2 separate regions of the Mus musculus genome follow, and region 2 is linked to region 1. A link is a loop called in an ENCODE intact Hi-C map of the cell type or tissue named here. Cell type or tissue: gastrocnemius. All regions are shown on one strand.

Evidence for each region. A loop is a pair of places that touch in the nucleus more often than their neighbours do. Peaks named below come from ENCODE experiments on the same cell type or tissue, not always from the same donor. Only the 100,000 strongest peaks of a DNase experiment are listed, where the experiment ranks them.
Region 2: it touches region 1 in a loop (5-fold over the local background); 21 of 42 quality-filtered maps call a loop at or near these places.

Annotation. Positions count from the first base shown.
Region 1 is chr12:4,207,683-4,210,182 of GRCm38, reverse strand. It overlaps Adcy3 (adenylate cyclase 3), which reads right to left. Exons shown (of 21, transcript NM_138305.3): 15 at 1,522-1,606; 16 at 720-878. It also overlaps a transcript of Cenpo not described here. Among named protein-coding and RNA genes, the nearest start is that of Cenpo, 25 kb to the left of the region's middle. In gastrocnemius, a CTCF peak has its summit at 1,193 (motif pointing right); a DNase peak (open chromatin) is centred at 1,199; H3K4me3 peaks cover 179 bases; H3K27ac peaks cover 250 bases.
Region 2 is chr12:4,106,310-4,108,809 of GRCm38, reverse strand. Dnajc27 (DnaJ heat shock protein family (Hsp40) member C27) reads right to left here. Exons shown (of 7, transcript NM_153082.4): 7 at 1-2,008. The coding sequence ends at 1,876. Among named protein-coding and RNA genes, the nearest start is that of Dnajc27, 25 kb to the right of the region's middle. In gastrocnemius, a CTCF peak has its summit at 1,260 (motif pointing left); a DNase peak (open chromatin) is centred at 1,244.

The sequences.
Region 1 (2,500 bases):
CAAGGTCAGCCTGGGATACTGCTGTGCAAACGGGAGGACCAGGGTTGAGTGCATGGGGAGTAGAAGCCAGCTGGCTAGTCACACTAACAGAGAGCCACAGGTTCTGCAAGAGACACTCCTTCCACATATTGGGACAAGCAGTAAAGAACCTTCAGCCTCCATGTGAACACATGCATACACGCGTGCATACACCTCACAGAGAAGGTCCAAGCACTCGAGAGATGGCTGCCTGGTAGGATGGTGAACTACGGGAGCTTCGGTTGGCCTCACAGGATGTGTGTACTCAACTGTTTGAACTCAACTTTGAATGGTTAGAATGAGAAGCACTCCTCCATGGCCCCTGCATCTGTCCCTGTCCTGCCTGCCTTTGGTGATGGACTGCCTGCCTGGAAGTGTAAGATGAAATAAACCCTTCCTCCCCAAGTTGCTTATGGCCACGGTGTTTCATCCCAATAACAGAAACCTCTCCAGGGAAGGTGAGTGGGGTGGTCAGCCACCTTGGTTTGAGAAGGTGTTATTGGCAGGAGGGGCACTCTGGTTCTGTAGGGGGTCCCGAGATGCAGCATACCAGCAATATTGTGTAGCAGAGACCCTGGGAATATCTCTTGGTTTGTTTCTGGTTATGTCCAGCCATACTTGGACTTCCAATCCCAGTTTTAAAGGGACCTTGACTCAGTGCTCCTCAGAGAAAGAATAAGCTCCACATGACATCCTCTTACCTCATCTCTCTTCTTGGACCCCAGAAAATGGCGTGCAACATGCTCAGGCAACATGTTGGTGACCAAGGCCTCGTTCCATCGGCGCATCTCGTAGACACGTTCTTTCTGGTCATGGACCTCAATCTTCCACAAGAACAGTGTTCGGGCCAGTTTTTCCACCTACAACATAGGTCAGGTGAGCTGTGTGCTCTAAAGCCATCCAGTGGAAAGGTTTAGAACGGGGTATTGAATATCGTGTAGGATAACACTGGAAGGAGGCCACTAAATGACAGAAGAGCTGCAAGGAGTCACCTAATCAAAATGACATCCCACAGTTGCATTAAGGACCTGGGCCTCTTGATACAGTAGAGATCCAAGCTGGGCTGGGGCGTAGGGGTCACAAAGAGGGTTCTGCCAGAACCAGGAGGCATCCCCATCTCTAGCAGCTCCATTTATGAAGGGATCTGAGGGAGCTGTACTTTCCTGGCAAACCACTTGGGGGCATCCAAGCTAACTGTCCTTGTATGGATACTTCCTCTTTACCGAACAGAACTTCATTAGGGCCTTTCCCTTTCTCTTCTGACTCCAAGGCTAGCATTTCAGTGAACACCCCCATCACCCATACCCGGGTGAGTGCAGAGGCCTCGAGCCTGCCTAGGGTCATCCTGGAGGAGGACAGAGGAAGAAGCGGGGCACAGCAGAGCTGGTGCATCCCATGGGCCATGTTAGGTGAAGGAGCTGCTGCTTGTTAGGTGCCTGGGCTTCTGAGTTCTAGGATAGCTTGCTGGGAGGCCCTTACCACAGAAGAGGGTGTGGCACTTACGTGGCGCGAGAAGTAGTAAAAGCTCAGCATCATGACGAACATCATCACAGTCATGGAGTACTTGGAAGGCACCAGGGGCAGCCTGCTGGACAGACGGGAGGGACCGTGAAGTGCGCCTTTGCCCCCCTCCAGCTGTGCTATTCACAATCAATCAATCGATCACGGTGGGGGGGGCTTCAGAAGCTTCCCCACCTCAGTTCCTCTCCTAGTCCCCCCCCCCCCCCTCCGCAGCATGTGACTAGGCTTGGACTTGGAATCAACAGCAGCCCTAGCTCCCCTGGCTACAGGCCATTCACACTAACCTGTTCCTCAGATGCTTAGCATCTGACACATCCAAGATATAGGATCTAAGATATACACTGTAGGATTTTGAAGAAGAGACTCCCTAGCAATGGGACCAGGCTACAATCTTGCTGTGGTGCCTTTCTAACTTTAACCATAGTTTTATGTGGACTTAGAGTTAACTTCCATCACTGTATACAACTCTGCTACATGAAGAGGCCATTTTATCTGTTACCACTGATGTCCTTTGTAATATGGATGACGAGGCTACTAGAGATCTTCTCGCATGTCTACCGTGGGGTATATATGTATGTATGAACTTCTCTAAGACGTATATAGAAGTGGAGTTTCAGGGCTATTATGGGTTTTAGAGTTTTGTTTGCGATAGGATCTCATGTGTCCCAGGCTGGCCTTGAACGGTTGCCCTCCTGCCTCCATTTCCAGTTTATGCCGTTTGGGGAGCCCCAGGCTTTTTCCATGCTAAGGCAAGCATTCTACCAAATGAGCTGTATCTCCAACCCCATAGGTCTATTCCTAACCAAATCCAAATGGCTAAAACTATACCACCACCAAGAGTGTATGAGTTAACACTGACCTTAATAACAGCTTGAAATTTTTGCCACATTGGTGGGGTATAGTGACAGTTTGTTATGGCTTTAATTTGTGTTTGTGTTTTGTTTTGTTTTGTTTTGTTTTG
Region 2 (2,500 bases), 100 kb after region 1:
GACCTGAGGGACCCAAATGGGAACACTAAAGCCCCCTGCTGTAACTGCTCTCCTGCCCATGTGGTTGAACGAGGCGCAGCCTGGGCCCCGCACTCAGGCTGACAGCACCACACACACCTCTCATCCTCATGACTCCCACTTTCTGTTCCAGGAGCAGCTGGATAATCAGATGTGCTAGGCGTGAGGGAGCCTCAAGCAGAACTGAGGCCCATGAGAACCATGAGGTGGAGCTCAATCACCTCAGAAGCTAATTCAAGCCACGCAGCCGTATGCTAATACAGCCGTATGCCAGACCTCTTTATCCTTTTATACACATCTGAGTTCACTAAGAACAACATTTTAAAGCTCAGAGCAGCTGCGCAGAGCACAGCCATGCAAAGTGAGGCCACTATGGAGAAAGGAAAAACCCAGAGGACTACAAGGGTTTAGACAGGAAGCCAAGAGCTTGTCTTCTTAGGCAAGAGACATGTTATCTGGCAACCGTTATGGGATAGGTATTTAAAAGTCATCCTTTGAGTTCCAGGTAGCACAGGTGGCTGCAGCTCAAAATAAGAATACCAGAGTTCAGAGGGATGACAGGAGTCGAGCAACATGAGCCCAGCTCCATCAGCTCCATCCAGTCCTGTGGACCAGGCAGGGGCAACAGCACGAGAAAGGCTTCTCTCTATGCAACATGAGTTTTCATACTTGTAATTTTAAAATACTATTCAGAAATTTGGAGTCCAAGCAGAAACTGTAGGGATTCTGCCCCACACAGGCCCAAGACGTCCCAGTGTGCCCCAAATGGATCCTACTTATTTCAAGTCAGCTGAGCCCAGGGCAAGAGGAAAGGCCATGGCAGATGTGGGATGTAACAAAGAGTGGGGCGAGAGGAGAGCAGAAGAAAGAGACGGGTCTGTGGAAGAGGGCCCGCCTGCCTCTCCCACCACCTGTGGTGAGGACTGAGGACAGGGACGAGTCTCATGCAGGGTCCCTCCTAGTGCCCAACATGCCTGAGCTCAGGAAAGGCCCAAGCTGGCCTTTCCGTCTGAATGGTGTGACTGAGCGCACACTCCCAAGTGACCCACAATGCGCCCTCTAAGAGCTTCTGTTCTGGTGTCGGGCCCCTCATTCCCAGGGACACAGCATCCTTGCTGCTTGATGCTAGCAACTATTTCTAGGGCAGAGCAAAGGCCTGGGATCCGGGATGAGCTTCAGGTTCTCCAGCTCCTGTGGCTGGCACTGCCTCTCTCTTAGCACTGGCTTGTCTCCCCCTGGTGGCTGGAGAAAGAACAGAGTCAGTGTCCTAAAAGGGCAGATAACAGTGCTAGCTCACATCACTCTTCTACAAGGTTGCCTGTTTTTCTTTGAAAGTCTTGCCAAGTAATTCAATCCAGACTGGCCTCTCTCTTGCAATACTCCTGCCTCATCCTCCACCATCTCTGGCTACTAACTGTACAGGCTGATGGTTAAAATACTAACCAGGAAGCCGCTTAGTGGGGTGCAGGCTCCCGGGGGCCAGGCTCTTTCTCTCTCCTGTTGTTATTCCTTTCTCTGATGGTGGGCAGATGGATGGATGGAGGGTTGCTGGGAGGAAGAGCAGGTGGGTCACAGTCATGGACTTTCACAGGTGAATGCATAAGCGATGACACAATGACAAACACCTAGTTATCTGGCAATAAGAAATGAAGTGCATAAGAGATGTGGGGTTATCTCTCACACAAAAGCGGTCATCTCACTGAGAAATGGCCACAACATGGTAACAGGCACCCATACTATTAACTTACACATGAGGGAACACAACAGTGAGCATTCGTGAAGGAAAACTCCATGTTGGTTATTTCACCTCAAGGGGAGTCTGTTTGCACTTGAGCTCGCTTGTAGTTTCCTCTGCCTCTACTTGATGTTTTTCAGGAGGGCTGTCCGGGCATTCACAACTGCTTTGAAGGCATCTTCACTGCCTGGTGCTACACACTTGTCCGGGTGAAGCAGCACAGCCAGCTTCCGGTAGGCCTTATTAACTTCCTCCCTGCAAAGAGCAGACAAGCTCTGTCAGTGACCAGGTTGGCCCCAAATCCTGCATCTGGACACTACACATCTCCCATGGAATTACCTCCTTTTCTCAAAGGTAGGACTAAAAGAATAGAAAATAACAAACAATGGGTTGCATACAAGTAAAAAATACAGTGCAGGTTGAGTCTAGGAGACAGTCAAAGAAGGATCAAGGGCAGCCTGGCATCTCTACACATGTAAGAGGCACAGAGCAAGCAAGCCTTTGCTAACTGAAGGAATGAGAACCTGGGAGCCAGAAGTAATCCCTCAGGAGAGGCTTCTAGAAAAGGAACTTGTGATTAGTATGGGGTGGGGGCTTCGGAGAACTGGGGAAGGAAACAGTAGAGAGGCCGTTTCCCAAAGCTGAGAGACAGGGAGATGACGACCACAGCAGCCCAGGCCTGAAAGCAAAGGTTCAGCTGGAGGCAGCTGTGAGCACCACCAAGGGAAGAGAGCTTATACAGCATGA